Linked DNA regions of Homo sapiens: region 2 is linked to region 1. The links are chromatin loops, found by intact Hi-C in ENCODE. Cell type or tissue: Caco-2. All regions are shown on one strand. Links, peaks and the distances in the headings refer to the core of each region. The heading gives the core; the rest is flanking DNA.

Region 1 (8,346 bases), core at 92-8,091:
TTTTATGTGTAGGGGAAGCCTCCAGAAGATTTTAAATAGAGATAGTCAGATTTGTATTTCTTGATAGTGGATGTCAGTAGACAATAGTTGAGTTAATATAGATTTTATATATACATATTTTTTAAGACAGGATATCGCTCTGTCACCCAAGCTGGAATGCAGTGATGCAATCATAGCTCACTGCAGCCTTGAGCTCCTGGGCTCAAGCGATCCTCCCACTTCAGCCTCCCAGGTAGCTGGAACTACAAGTGCATGTCATCCTGCCTGGCTAATTTTTTATTTTGATATTTTTGTAGAGACATGGTCTCCCTATGTTGCTCAGGCAGGTCTTGAACTCTGGACTCAAGTGATCCTCCTACCTCATCCTCCCAAAGTTCTGGGATTACAGGCATGAGCAACCATCTTTTAAAGATCTTTTAAAATAGAAAATTTTCTCCTTGAAGAATGTTCCATATTTGGGCCTATCCCTAGGTGTGTGTAAATAATTATGTTGTTAATCATAATGTGGGCCCCCTTATGCCTGCATTATGCATACACACATACATACACTCATACAATATAGCAAGTCAATTACTTCTGTTTCTAGTGTACATTTTTAATGAAAATCATAAATCACACCATTGGTTCATCATGAAATTCAGGATCAGTCCTATAATTAATTCTGGTGAGCTTTTCATATGTGATGAATAGATATTTCCTGTGGCTAAAAAGTGGTCTGCAGATTGAAGATCTCTTAGTGTCTCTTTCCATTTTTATCATTGGTATTTCCACTAAAATTGTTGACCTCTTTAGACTTTTACACCTTGAAACAACAGTAATCTCAGAGACTTGCTTGGTTTTAAGGTTTATTAAAGAAAAGTTCCAGCTTGAGCTGCACACTCACAAAGTGGAGCCCACAGACTGTTCTCTGATGACAGGAAACAACAGGCCCTCATCCCACTGCCCGGTGGATGCTGGTTGTGTTCCACCGTATTTGGAATTTTTTTCACTGTTTTGCTGTTATTGTTTTAATCATGTTCTAAAATTGTGGGCTGTCCAAAATCCTTGGAGGCAACATAAGTCAGGAGAGAAAATGTGTCCTAGAGTTATACAGAAAATTTGTAGGCTTAAAATTGCAGGAGATATGATGGGGGTAAGAAATGCAAAAAAAAAAAAAAAAAAAAATCAGAGGAAAGATAGTTAAAATGTATTTGTGCAGACTGGACCTCACTGAAACTCGCTCAACTCTGAAACTCACAATTCTGATGTCACCTAGACTTTCAAACTCTCACCTTCTACCCACACTGAACTGCCCTACTCAAACATCTCTAGTTTCTTCTACTCATTTAAATAAAGTTTGCAATGCCAAGATACCTTCTTTTATCCCTAATGTAAGGGCTTAAAATTTCTTAAAGCAATGGCTTTAAGAAAGGAGACTTCAAAGGTGATGAATGACATTACTATGTGATGTTTCTATCAGAAATGAGAAGATTGGGAACATAGGAGAAAGGAGCATATGAGGCAAAGTAATTTTAACCATTTCATTAGAAGATTAGGTTATTTTAATTCATTGAAACATGCTGATTATAAGACTAGTTCCAAGTTGGTGTTAGGACGTGTTTCTCTTAACTTAGGCATTTGTCTTGGTGTAATGTTGAAAAATTGTTACAGTTTTCTAATTCTTGAAATACTAGATCACTGTGATGATTTTTTTCTGTTTGCCTCTCCACACCCAGACGGTACCCTCCCCACCCTGCCCTTTGTTGGAGCACAAATCTGCATGGACTCTATTCACAGATTTCCTTGCCTTCTGGCTTCTGGTTGGGTTTTGCTAACAGGAATGGTGGAGTTGGAGGTCAGAGAACAAGAGAAAAGAGAAGAGAGATATTTATTCCCTTGGCTCCCAGTTTCCCAAGTTGTTGGAGAGGGGTGGGGTTAGGGGTTAGGACAGAGAGCTGAGATGCTTTTCCAAAGGTATTTTCAATAGCTGGCTACCAGTGCTGGGTCCTGGAACCACACTCCCTCCTTTCCCAGGACTAAGAGTACTAACTCTGCACCACCTTCAATTCCCTTCAATAAACCCCGAGATTCTACACTATTCCTGGGTGATTTCCTTAAAACTCACCCACATCTTTGCAAATAGCCCATTTATTAAACTTTTCTCAATGTTGGACTCCTCTGTTTGCTAAATAGAAGTCATAAAGATGGGTTCTACAGACCAAAGAATAAATATATTTTCAGTTCAATCACATCATTTAATAAATGCACTTTAAGAGGCTAAGGTGGGAGGATTGCCTGAGGCCAGGAGTTCAAGACCAGCCTGGGCAACACAGTGAGACCCTCATTTCTTCAAAAAGCTTTTAAAAAGTAACCAGTGTGGTAGCATGTACCTGTCGTCTTACCTACTTAGGAGACTGAGGTGGGAGGATCACCTGGGTCCAGGAGTTCAAGGCTATAGGGAGCTATGATTAAAACACTGCACTCCAGCCTTGGTAACAGAGTAAGACCCTGTCTTAAAAAAAAAAAAAAAAATGTAGTACAGGGTCTCATCCTGATACATGTATTTAACCATTTATTTAATTTAACATATTTATTGTCTACTGTGGTCTGGGTGTATGTTTGGTGTTGGGAATATAAGGTCAGTGGGTCTCAAGGTACTGAGTATTCATTCAAGGCAATGCCTCGGAAGAAACCAGGAGGACCACTTAACCTTGGGGTAGCAGTTAAGGAGAATCAAAGATAGTTTCTACAAGGAGCAATTAATTTCAAGCATGAAGGGAGGGGATAGGAAACAAAGAGAGGGGATGAGAAGGAAAGTGGACTTTCTGGTCAGCGAGAAAAATATTTATCCAGTTCCAGGGGTGAGAGAGAGAACATGGCATATTTGGAGAACAAAGAGCAGCTTAGCATGGCTGCAGCATAGACCCTGATGGAGTGAGTAATATGAGGTTGCAAATGGTACCAAGGGTCTTGCATGTTGTTTTAAGAGTGTGAACTTTATTCCAAAATCAATGGGGAGAATGAGGTAATAAACAAGGGATTAACACTTCAGAAAGCTCATGCTGTCTGCAGCATGGAAACTGTGCAAGGCTGCAGGCAGAGAGGTGACTGCGCAAGGCTGGAGGCAGAGAATGAGTGAGGAAACTGACACATTAATCTAGGCAAGAGATGATAGTGGCCTGGACAAATGTCTTAGCAGTCGGAATGGGAAAAAAGTGGAGAGAATGGAGAGATGTAATCTATAGGAAACTTGCCGCTGGCAACACAGGTAATACTATATCAAACTGAACTTTAGAATACACATAGCTCTGCTTATCGGTGTTAAAGCTGAACTTCAAACTTTTCATAGCCTTTCAAGAATTTCAGTCAAGCATTTTCATTATTGCTAAAATAGCCTTTGTTAAGACTACTGTTGTTGACTTTATTGCAGTTTGAACCAGGGCCATCAATACAGTCTGCCCCAAGTAAATATTTCATGGGTGAATTAATCAGCTGTCCTTTCTTAAAACTATGTTTATAATATGTCTTTAGTGATTATAGATTTTTCTTATGTGTTTTGCAGCTTTCCATTATCTTTCTGGGTAAATATTAGTCTTAAGCAAGAATGAAATACATTACATAATATTTAAAAAAAATTACAACAGCTGTTTGTGGTGGGAATATTGTTTCAGTAATGCATTCAACAAGTCTTCACAGAACTACTCTTTTTTAAAAATTAAAAATTTTTACAAATGCTATCTTTATGATTCTCAGCACCTAAATATGTCTTTCCTTATCTATATTTTAAGACAGTCTAGCCTGCATTGAACTATGAGTAAGACATATTATATTTTAGTCAGCAAAATGCTTTGCTCAATATAAAAAAATTATTATCCTTTTTAGGACAAAGTAATATCACTTGCTAGTTTACTAAGTTTTTACACTGATTTTGCACTGATTATCACCTTGGTGAGTTGAAAAAAAGTCTCCAGTTTTCAGAAATGTCTGAAACAGAGTTACTATAAATACAAATAATCATCAAAAATATTTTTTAGATAAAAGGTATTTGGGGAAATAAAAAATATAAAGATGTTTTAAAATGTGACAGTAGTAAAAACTTTAAAAAAATAAAACACTTAAATTTGACCTGGGTCATGAATTTATTCTGACAAAGCACATCCACCGCATCAAATTATTAGTCTTCCCAAACCCCAAAGATAATGGATTACTACTGAGAACTTTTATATAAGATTAAGCTAAACTGACCTCTTTGTAAATTTCTGTTATCACTTTCAGTTGTAGCTGGCATGAAATGATATATAGTTCCATTTCTGGTGTAATGTTCAAATGTTTGTGGGTGGTTATTATATTTCCATCCACAGTTTCTCTCTCTCAAGCCTATTCTGGGTCATCTTTGTGTGCCCCTAGGTCCCTAGAGAGGTTTAATCAGTGGATAACATGTTGTCGTCCTTGATGACATTTTTCTCCTTATTTTTTACTATCATAATACACTGGTAAGACATATTTATTTTTTCCATGTGCTAGAAAAGAAAACCACTTATTATTCTTGACTTTTTTTTTTCTCATTTTTCTTTTTCAGTGAACGTTTATACCTTAAATACTTATATCCTGGGAGTACTAACTCATTATTGTCTTAATTCTTGAAAATATCAGTTTTCCTTTATGTATCCTCTCACCCACATTGGTATCTAAAACATTTCCTGTTGAGTTGAGTAGTTTCAACAATAAATGATATTATGTACTGAATTAAAATATTGCTGAATTTTTTCACTATGACTAATTATAACCTGAAATCTACATGTAATACAAAATTATAGTTAATATATCAATTTTAGAAAATAAAATACACAGCTTAAAAAGTTCTCAAATGTATATATGTGTGTGTGTGTATGTATGGGTATACACATATATATATAGAGAGAGAGAGTCACATGCCATGTAATGACATTTCAAAGACAGGCCACACATATAACTGTGTTCTCGTAAGATTATAATACTGTAATTTTACTATACCTTTTCTATGTTTAGCATGTTTGATACACTAATACTTATCATTGTATTACAGTTGCCTACAGTATTCAATGCAGTGACATCTATACAGGTTTGTAGCCTAGGAGCAATAGGGTATATTATATAGCTAGGTGTGTAGTAGGCTATACCATCTAGGTTTGTGTAAGTACACTCTATGATGCTCACACAATGATGAAATCAGCCAATGACATGTTTCTCAGAACCAATTGTTAAGTGATATATGGCTGTATACATACAATGGAATTTGTGAAGGAAATATGTTTTATTCCAAAGCTGTCAGTGAAAGCTTTTATGCATTTGATAAATGAAAAACTGGTTTATATTGAACATCTGGGTAGTAGACAAAGTCATGATTTCTCTTCTTTTAAAAAGGAAGTCTTGATGGATCATTACAAGTGCTATAAGGCCTTATATGGAAACATCATGGACTCAGATATGCTCCTTACATTATGCTCCTTACATTCTCACCCTACTGCTGTCTTCTATATGTAAAGTTCAATTATGGATTCAAATTCTGGGCAATAGCCTTAAAAAGTAGTCTGGAAGGCAAACTCTATAAAACTTGCATGATAAATGGCTAGGTAAGAAATAGTTGAATGTATTCCGTTGCTACAGAATACTGTTACTACAACATCCAGGTATTAGATAAAAGATCAGTAAGTCAGAAGTCCAAGCACAGCCTGTTTGGGTCCTCTGCTCAGGGTCCCACATGCTGAAATCAAGGTGTTGATCAGGCTGTGTTCTCATCTGAAGCTCAGGATCCACTTTCCAGAGGCAGAAATCTGTTCCTTGTGGTTGTAGAACTGAGAGTTCCATTTCTCTGCTGGCTGTCAACTGGGGGATATTTTCAGCTCCTAAAAACCAAGCACTTCTTTGCCAAGAGGCCCCCTCCATTTCCAAAGTCATTGTTAGTTGTGTGTGTCTGTGTGTGTGTGTGTGAGAGAGAGAGAGAGGGTTTTACTCTGTCGCCCAAGCTGAGTGCAATGGCGTGATCTTGGCTCACTGAAACCTCTGCATCACAGGCTCAAATGGTCCTCCTGCCTCAGCCTCCCAAGTAGATGGGATTACAGGCATGCACCATCTCATTCTACTAATTTTTGTAGTTTTTGTAAAGACGGGGTGTCACCATGTTGCCCAGGCTGGTCTTGAACTCCCGGACTCAAGCAATCTGCCTGCCTCGGCCTCCCAAAGTGCTTGGATTATAGGCATGAGCAACCCCAAAGTCATCGTTAATTCTTCATCACACCTCAAATCTCTCTGACTTCTCTCTCTCTCTCTCTCTCTGACCCCTGAACCCACATTTAAAGGGCTCATGTGATTAGGTCAGGCCTGCCCAGATATTTCCCTATCTGAAGGTCAATGGATTTTGGAACTAATTGCATCTGCAGGATCTTTTCAACAGCAACACCTCAATTAGTGTTTCATTGAATAACTGGAACACAGTGCGCATATACAAGGGGCTGAGAATCTTGTGAGCTGTCTTAGAATTCTGCTTCCCACAAACAGCAAATAGACTGAAATGTTGAACAGCTAGTGGCTAGATAAGAAACATTTGAACAGTAAAGGTGATTGATTGTTGTTTTCAACCCAAATTTCTCCAAACTGATTGTATTTTTGTGAGCTGTGACATTATCAAAAGAGTAACCAGATAATACAGGACTCCAAAGTAATAAAGTAAATTGGGAAGGAGAACACTAAGCCTGGAAGATATTTCTCTCTCCGCTAACATTCAGGGAGCTCAGGGTGGTCTATAAAGTCTTCAGATCTTACAGGCTGTTTGTAGAAATGCTACAGGTATTTTTGTAAAACATATTTTGGAGAAGAGCTGCACAAGCTGAAATTCCAGATTTTGAGGCAGGAAATCCTAAAAGGAATAGTTAGAGCCTATAGGAATATGCATGATTCAGATGTGGAACTTTACAGTCCAAACTTCTAGCACTTCAGACAGAGGTTGAGAATGTTAAACAATTATGTCACTTTGGTAACAGTAACAAGACTGATTTATTGAGGGAGATCATCAGGGGCATAGGCCAATGGCTGAGATACAAAATACAATGAGATGCCTACTATTCGGTACAAAACATGAAATGGATTAAAACAATGTCAGCTGGGCACGAGTGGCTCACGCCTGTAATCCCAGCACTTTGGGAGGCCGAGGCGGGTGGATCACCTGAAGTCAGGAGTTCGAGACCAGCCTGACCAACATGGTGAAACTCCATCTCTACTGAAAATACAAAAATTAGCTGGGTGTGGTGATGGGAGCCTGTAATCCCAGCTACTGGGGAGCCTGAGACAGGAGAATTGCTTGAACCCAGGAGGTGGAGGTTGCAGTGAGCCGAGATCATGCCACTGCACTCCAGCCTCAGTGACAGAGGGAGACTCTGTCTCAAAAAACAAAAACAAACAAAAACCAAAAAAACACACACACACACACAAAAACAAAAAATAATGTCTACAGAAAGGCAATCCTAATCATGCAGTAAGTGGGAATTCCAAATCATTGGCTCCTCACAGGTCTAAGGGATTTGGTGTAAGTGCCCTAGATTTGCTGGTATTTGAATAAGGTGAACCACAAAAGATTTGGTTTTTTGGCCACTTAGGTGATCTCATTCTTCTAGTAGCATGACTGACAATAGCAGTGTGGGTCTAAGTTATATATATGCAGTTTTCCAGCTTGGAATAAGTAAATTTGAATTTAATTCTCAATGTTTAGGGTGTTTGGTTGATACATCAAGGTCCTTGTGTATTTTATTAACCTTTGGAAAATTGGGACTCAGGGGATATTGGTTAACATGATTACGTTAATTCATGTTTGGAGGTGCCAATGGAACTGCATTCTCCTCAATCAGGCTGCAGCTGCGGAAAAGAGGAGTCCAGCTTGCAATGAGGCATCTGAATAGAAGATCTCTGGCTAGGACTAAGGAAAATAGAACATGAGTGAGAGGAGAATCTCAAGCTGTACTTTTCTTGGCTGTTGTTCAATTTAGAAAGGAAGTGGCAGTCAGATGGGATTCACTGGTAAGCCATGGCTGCTGCTGCTCTCCTGCTTATATGCTGGGTAATAGAACACCTCAGTGCCCACTCAGCCTTCCCTGGGGCAGAGCGATTACTGACTTGTTCTTTCCTTCAGCCAAGCAGCCTAAAAACCAGCCAATTCAGGGCTGCCATGCCTCTGACCTGGCAGTTTTCTCAGCCCCTGCATCAGGTACCCAGGTCATTTGGCCTGTCTTTCTAAACTCTAGTTTCTGTACTGTTTGGTTTGGGGTTTTACAATTTTTGTTGTTGTTTTAATCAAAGTTCCTCTGAGCCCTAAACTGAGCCTGAATCATCATTTTG
Region 2 (8,346 bases), core at 157-8,156, 56 kb before region 1:
GCAACTCAGAAAAAGCAAGTTTTCAGATGTTCTGCGTCATTTCCAGGATAATAATAACAGCTCACGTTCATTGTGCATTACTGTTTGCCAGGCACCATGCTGAGTGCTTTGCAAGCATTGTCTCCTTTAATCTTCACTGCAACCCTCTGTGAAAAATATGACTATCCTCATTTTACAGATAAGGAAACTGAGGCTTAGAGAGGCAAAGAAATTTGCCCAGGGTTACAAAGCTAACAAACAGGAGATCTGAGATTTTTCAAGATCCTTCTGAATGAAAAACTTGTACCTGTAACAACTACGAAAAAAAAAACTAAAATAAAATTTGTGATAACATATCAACATACTGCAAATTAGCACTAGGAAATGGATAAATTAATGGATAGTGATATTGAAAAAGTAGATGGTATTATGGAACTCTATTGCATAATTGGATAGATTTTAATTTCTCTGTCATACAGCTTCTCTTTACTTCCAAAAAAATCTGTTTTCATAATCCTTTACCAGTATATCAGAGCATATTTCAGATTTTTTGGATTCTAAAGTATTTTATTTTAATACGAAAAACCCAAGAAAACCAGGGAGGCTTAGAAAATAGTCCATATCTTAGATTTGAAAAGCCTCAAATAAAAGACACGAAGAAAACCTAAGAATTCTCATATATAACTGAAATATATGTGTGATCAAAGCCATTTAGATTTTAAAACCAGCATTACTTATAGAAAGTCTCAGGAACCAAACCAGCTCATCTTTCAAAGTTTCTTTGAGTGACAGTTCTAAAGTGTCCAAAAGACAGATTTTCCATTTTTTTAAACTTAACATCAAAGCACATATTCATATATTTATTTATTTAAAAAGAGATTGCCTTTAAAAATGCCTAATGCTCCTGATGTTATTTGAAACACACACACACACACACATATATATATATATAAAAAATAAATGTCTGCCTACCTAGAAAACTGCAGAATTTCAACTCACAGCACTAACCTAGTATAAGGCAGAACTTCAGATGGAAGTCTTCTTAAAGAATATTACAGTTTTTCGTCAGAGAAATAGTTATCTACAGGACTCTTGACTTTTACATTTATGCTTTTTGTCATGAGTAGTTTATGAAATATTACATAATTCATTTAAAATATATCAAGAATCAGGGAAAGCACTTCTATCAAAATTACAAATAAAATTTAAGAGAATAAATGGTAAGTGTTTTACCAGTCTTAACCAAGGAAAATAATTTTCCAACACTTGGGAAAATTATGAACTCAAGTTAAGATTTAATCTTGTAGAAGAAGTTACACATCTGTATGTCATTTAATTTACCAATTTCAGTGATTTTAAAACATCTGTACTGATACTACTGCATTTATAATTATATGCCTACATAATCCAGTGTTTTGGTTAGGAGACTCTTTCAGGGATTCCGACAATTAGGAAAACCTAGGTATGGGTTACACTTCAAAAACCTGTAGCTTTATAGCTACAGGTTAAGTCATTTAAACTTTCTGAGTCTCCCTTGCTTCATCTGTGCTATAGAGAAATAATAATATTCACCTTTTTCCTTCATGGAAGTGATACATTGAGCAGAGGCGTGGACCTCGTAGCAGTACAACCTGGGTTCAAATCCAGGCTTTCCCCTCTGCAACAAGGCCATGCAAAGCCTTGGATACGCCCCTTATCCCTCTGGAGTCTCATTTTCCTCATCTGTAAATTTAGAATAATACTCACCTAGTAAGATATGAGGATTACAGAAAATTTATGTAAACATTTGGCACTTATTAAGCTCTCCATAAATGGTAGCTATTAATGCTTATGGACACATTTGGTAAACTACATTTTATATGTATGGTATTATTAACCTGTTTCCTTAGATATATAATTTCTTAGTGACAGACTAAACACATTTCTGCAAAAAAGTAGTCTATACATATGAATATATTTTCCCTTAAGTATTAAAATCTTGCTGTGATAGTCTTTTTGTGAAATTTGTTATGAGACCATGATATGAGCAAAACTCAAAATAATGAGATCTTTTTCTTTCTTCTTCCTTTGCTGTATTTCAGTCTATAGTCTTCAGTGAATTTTCAATCCATTCATTCATTCATTCATTCATTCAACAAAAACTTACTGAAGGCTTACTATGTTACAGGATCTATGCTAAGGGTTATATTTCAGGAGGAATTAGCCTATATATTTTACTACAGGTGGTTTCATTAAATATGATGTTATTATGATAAATTATTTCAGTAGTATAGAAAAGTTAGCATAATAGTTTATGTAAACTGTAAAGGGAATTAAGAATATATTTTGACAATATGTTACATATTCTTTAGAAAATCATTATATGCAACCTCTTTTCACAAAGTTACTATATAAATTAAATACATCAAAAGTGTTGTCCAGGGGCAGTGGCTTACGCCTATAATCCCAATCCCAGAATTTTGGGAGGCCAAGGCAGGTGGATCACTTGAGCTCAGGAGTTCAAGACGAGCCTGGGCGGGGCACGGTGGCTCACGCCTGTAATCCTAGCACTTTGGGAGGCCTAGGCGAGTGGATCACGAGGTCAGGAGATCGAGACCATCCTGGCTAATATGGTGAAACCCCGTCTCTACTAAAAATTCAAAAAAAAAGAAATTAGCCGGGCGTGGTGGCGGGCGCCTGTAGTCCCAGCTACTTGGGAGGCTGAGGCAGGAGAATGGCGTGAACCCAGCAGGCGGAGCTTGCAGTGAGCTGAGATCGCGCCACTGCACTCCAGCCTAGGCGACTGAGCAAGACTCTGTCTCAAAAACAAACAAACAACAACAAAATAGACCAGCCTGGTCAACATGGTGAAACCCCGTCTCTACAAAAAATACAAAAATTAGCCGGGTGCAGTGGTTTGTGCCTGTAGACCCAGCTACTTGGGAGGCTGAGGCAGAAGAATCACTTGAACCTGGGAGGCAGAGGTTGCAGTGAGCCAAGATCATGCTATCGCTCTCCAGCCTGGGCGACAGGAGTAAAATCCCGACTCAAAAAAAAAAAAAAAAAAAAAAAAAGTAGGAGGATAAACCAAAGAAAGGAATTTAAAAATGGAAACAATTTTAAAAATAATCATAGTTGTAACTCAGTATTAAATTGTCTTTTGGAGAAGATTCTTAAGGGTTTTATATCTAGAATAACTTAAAAAAAAAAAAAAAAAAGAAAATGGGCCACAACTGGAGACAATCAAAAAATCATTCTTCTGCTTTTACTTTATTATCCTTAACAGTCATAAGCCATAGTCTATTTCTACCAATGGAAACCATCAGAACTTCACAAGATCTGTATGTATACATTTCTATGATATTCTAAGTTTTTTACTTTAATAATACTATATCATTATAAATATAATCATTTTTAACAGTAAGTGAGTGCCTCCAATGGGCAGCAATTGCAAATTGAAAGACAAAAGTACAAGATGAGCACAGCAGGGATCAGTAAACTATTGCCTGTGGACCAAATCTGGCCCACCAGCTGTTTTTGTAAATAAAGTTTTATTGGAACACAGCCTGTTCCATTTGTTTACATGTAATCTATGGCTGCTTCTTGATATATTAGCAGAATTGAGTAGTTGTGGTAGAGATGGTATGGCCTGCAAAGAGTAAAACATTTATGATCTAGTCCTTTATAGAAAAGATTTGCCAACCCCTCCTTTATAATAAAGGTATTAAATGATATTTATACCAATTTTGAGTATCAATATAAATTAAGACAGAATTAAAGGAGAGGCTGCTGTACATTCAGGGCCTTTTAGGCTTATGCCTGATGCTCCATGGACAGATAAGAAGTAGGATAAATGCTATACTTTTGGAGACAAATTCTCTACAAGCAGTTCTTGCTGGACTGTGGGAGCACTGCTATTCCCCCACTGAGATAACAAAAATTTCCATTGTTAAGCCACCAAACAAATGCCTACCAGAGTTGTATAATTTTCCTTCCTTTTAGGAGCTGGGAATTTTATCTTATGACTCATTTTTTGTTGTTGAAAATATTGTGATTCTCAATATATTAATAAGCATCACAACTAATTTAATTTAAAAATAGCTATTATTGTTACAATTAAAATAGAAGAAAAAGCACATGTGTTACCTGTATGTTGTTCTTCAATCCAGACTTGCAAATACATGAAGAGGAGTAGCCCAGCTACTCCAAATATCAGCACAGAGAGGAAGACTTGTTTGGGGTTCATGACCATTTCAGATGGCTGCATTTCTCCTTATTTCAGAATCTGAAGACCACATGATTTGTTTTCCCGTAAAACTTCAGTCTTTTCTTGTTCTCTAAGAGCCCAATTCCATAAAGTAACCTAGAATTTTAAAAAGAAATCTACATTGTACATTTCTGCTAATATTAATTCTCAAATACGGCATAAATATTCACTATCTCAACAAGGCTGAAGACTTAATGTGCACACTAATGCTCTGAAGACAGAAAAGACTGTAGTAGGTGTTCCTAGAATGGCAATTTTCTATTGCATACTTTTATCTTATCTAAGGAATGTATTATCCTACAGTTAATAAGTAACATCCTAACATTTAGTTAGGCAAAGTCTGGCCAGACTTAAGTCCTCCTGTATTGTAAAGTGTAAAGTAAGGTTTGGGATACCTTAAAATAATTGCAAGTAGGAAGAATAACAGAATGGGTTGTTAAAGGACGGGTTTTGAAAAACATGCTTGTAGAATGTAAGGAAAAATCACCTCCTGTCTTAAGAATATATAAAGTTCAAAAATTGAAGGTGTAATATCATTTTTCTCTCATATAAAGTAACAGATTTCTCCAATTTAAAGAGCACATTTAAAATCCTTCAGAGGCATAAAAAGATAAATAATAAAAGGTCAGGGTTCAAGGACCCCTCCCACAATAACATGAAATTACTGAAATCTACCTCAGATTACAGAAATCTACCTCAGTAATAAAGAGCTATTTTATTTTTTTAAAAATACTGAACAGATTTTCTTTTAGAACAATCTCGTTTAATATAACCTTAACCTTTTATTTTTTTTAAAAAAATTGCATCCTTTTTTGAGAATCTGATGAAAATGTGAGCCCTCTCTTTAGAAAAGATTTACAAAATCTTACATAAAATGCCAAAGTGTTCATGTACCTTCACTGAAACCCACATTAAGAATCCCTGTTCCCCAGTGAGAACACGTGGATGCAGGGAGGGGAACATCACACACCAGGGCCTCTTGGGGGATGGGGGGCAAGGGGAGGGAGAGCATTAGGACAAATACCTAATGTATGCGGAGCTTAAATCCTAGATGACGGGTTGATAGGTGCAGCAAACCACCATGGCACATGTATACCTATGTAACAAACCTGCACGTTCTGCACGTGTATCCCAGAACTTAAAGTAAAATAAAATAAAAATAAAAATAGAAAAAACAAACAAACAAAAAGAATCCCTGTTCCCAATGAACTGCCACACAAGTATGCAGTAAGCCGTGTGGTGAGCTCACCTAGTTAGCAGCCCGGCTAATGGGGCCAAGGTCACGGCTTTGTATCTAACGCTGGCCAGAAACCCTGGCTCAGTTCCTTGGCCACAGAACACAACCCCTCTGGGTGAGCCGAATAAATGTTTCTTAAATGTGAAGATATCATGCACATTGCTGCATCAAAAAGTTATCTCTTCTATTCCATTGCCTCAAAATATTTGAGGAGAGTCTTTGATGGAAAATATTGATTTTGCCTAAGAGGTGTTTTATGGGGTGCCAGTTAAAAGTTAAAAACTGCTGTGGGAAATTGCTTGTCTGGTTAAAGGATAATATTTAGGTATTCTTGGCAAAACCAATTTTCAGGGCTGGCGAGGTGGCTCATGCCTGTAATCCTAACACTTTGGAAGGCTGAGGCTGGAGGACTGCTTGACCTCAAGAGTTCAAGACCAACCTGAGCAGCATGGTGAAACCCTGTCTCTACAAAAAATAAAATAGATTTTAAAATTAGCCCAGCGTGGTGCCATGGGCCTCTAGTCCCAGATACTGGAAAGCCTGAGGTAGGAGGATCACTTGAGCCCAGAATGGTGGAGGCTGCAGTGAGCCATGATCAGGCCACTGCGCTTCAGCCTAGGCAACAGAGCGAGACTCTGTCTCAAATAAATAGATAAATAAATAAATAAAAAACAAAAACAAAAAAACTGTAGCTGATATCCATGATACCACATTTAACTTTGTGGTGATAGAATTCCTCATCTCTTAAAGGAGCTCAAAAAATGACCTCAGAAATCAGAACAAGAGATGACTCAATGGGAGCCCTCCTGTCAACCCTGCGTTTCTACAGTCCTTAAGGCTGGCTGGCATTTCCCTTGAGCCTGAAAGGTTGTGGCTGCAGTGAGCTGTGACTGTGCCAATGTACTCCACCCTGGGCAACACAGCAAGATCGTGTCTCAAAAAAAAATACAAAATAAAAAACCAGTTCTCAAACAAATGAGCTTCAAAGATAATGTAAGAATTCAGAATTAGAAGTGAATGTATTAAGTAATTAGAATGATTTCTTGATTAGAAAAAAAAACCCACCAAATAGTTAAAAGTTCTTATGCAAAATGAGAAAAATATCATGTCATGAATACTTCTTTTCCGTTTGTTTGTTTGTTTGTTTTGTTTATTATTTTTTTGTGGTGGAGTTTCACTCTGTCGCCCAGGCTGGAGTGCAGTGCCGCAATCTTGGCTCGCCGCAACCTCCACCTCCTAGGTTCAAGCGATTTTCCTGCCTCAGCCTCCCAAGTAGCTAGAATTAGCTGAGCCACACCCGACTAATTTTTGTATTTTAGTAGAGATGGAGTTTCACCATGTTGGCCAGGCTGGTCTTGAACTCCTGACCTCAGGCGATCCTCCCGCCTCAGCCTCCCAAAGTGCTGGGATTACAGGCGTGAGCCACTGCCCCTGGCCTGAATAGTTATTCTTCTTTATATTTTAACTCTGACCTGGAAGGGGCCAGGGTAAGAGCTGTTTGTCAGCGCTACCTAAGATGCTTTCTCAAATCCAGTTCTCTGAGTTCTCTGAGGAAGGGGCAACTGTTTAACATTTCACTAGTGCTTTTGAGGATTTCAGACATTTCCTTGATTCAGGTAGTAAAGAAAGTTTTTAAATAAGTAGAAGAGCCGAGAGTATTATCATACTGCTTATTTGATGGGTGATACTTTGCTCTTATATTGAATCTAAACTAAAATATTATGGGCTTCCAAACATATGTAACAAAGAACAGTTCCCGAGGGAGACTTGCAATTTGAGGTGTTCCAAATTGAATCCCTCAAGGGAAGCTATGAAATGAAGCCAGCTTTCTCTTCTCTTGATGCTGCCATTAAACAATGAACAGACATAATTCCTGGGTACATAAGAAGATTCAGAAAGGAGGAAACCAGTTAAACAAAATCTAGTACTAACAAAGAAATAGTTGTTTACAAGAAGAAAGAGACTTTTACAATCTGTCTACATAATTAAAACTTATCTCAGAAGAGAAAAGGCTAGAAGAAAACTCATAAATCCAAGCAGAGCCACGAACCTGTGGGAACGGTGGGAGTAAGAGCCAAAAGGAGTACTCCTCGGGGGTTTGCAGAGGAAAATTATTACCTACGATGCTGGAAAAAGATTAAGAATTTGCCCTTCCTTTCTTCAGGAGATGTTACTATCCTCTGACATATCCTCCTGGGTGAGAAAGCAGTAGAAAACCCATAATTGTTATTATGGCAGATGTGAGTAGGATTGAGTGATTAAAGCCACAAGGCAGAAAGGCAATCTGGTGTAAAATGGAGAGATATGTTTGATTTTCTCCCATCTCAGTCCATTAACCCAACGTTGGCGTTAGGAAATGGCTCTCATTAAACAAAGGTGAGGTGGTAGGAGCAGCAGGATTGCTTTAAGCAAACCTGAAGGTCAGCTGTGATGGGAAAACACACCTATTTGGAGATCATATATCTATCTCCAAGCCTGCGGAAAAAGTGCAGACTACTGGAGATTTAAATTACTTGGAATAATGCTGCTTTATGTACGAGCATTATACATTTCTACAGCCAAAGGCTTCCTGTATTTTGTACAACTCCTTCTTCTCCCTTCCCATAAACAGAATATCTTGAGCCTAAAAGGTACTTAAAAACTTGTTGCATTGAACTGAATTTGGAGCTCCAATAACAAAATACAGGTAATTGATACTTTTTATAGTTGTATTTGTAAATCCTTAGTCCTAACCTCCAAATGAAGAAACATGGAGAAATACTAAAAGATAGGGTCGATGTTTCTTTGTTAAAAATATTTTCATTTGCATATCTTTTTATTTATCTCTAACAATTATGAAAAGAAATATAATTATTTCATTCTGTCATCTCTTTTCCAAAAGTTT

The links. Hi-C counts contacts between places; a loop is a spot of excess contacts. Peaks named below come from ENCODE experiments on the same cell type or tissue, not always from the same donor. Only the 100,000 strongest peaks of a DNase experiment are listed, where the experiment ranks them.
Region 2: a loop joins it to region 1, with 9 times the contacts of the local background. A loop is called at or near these places in 5 of 110 quality-filtered maps.

Annotation. Positions count from the first base shown.
Region 1 is chr18:27,194,916-27,203,261 of GRCh38, forward strand. No RefSeq gene overlaps it. Among named protein-coding and RNA genes, the nearest start is that of CHST9, 14 kb to the left of the region's middle. In Caco-2, for the core only: no CTCF peak of the experiment used is centred there; a DNase peak (open chromatin) is centred at 3,146.
Region 2 is chr18:27,138,585-27,146,930 of GRCh38, forward strand. It overlaps CHST9 (carbohydrate sulfotransferase 9), which reads right to left. Exons shown (of 6, transcript NM_031422.6): 2 at 4,105-4,321. The coding sequence starts at 4,225. Among named protein-coding and RNA genes, the nearest start is that of CHST9, 43 kb to the right of the region's middle. In Caco-2, for the core only: no CTCF peak of the experiment used is centred there; no DNase peak of the experiment used is centred there; H3K4me3 peaks cover 1,107 bases.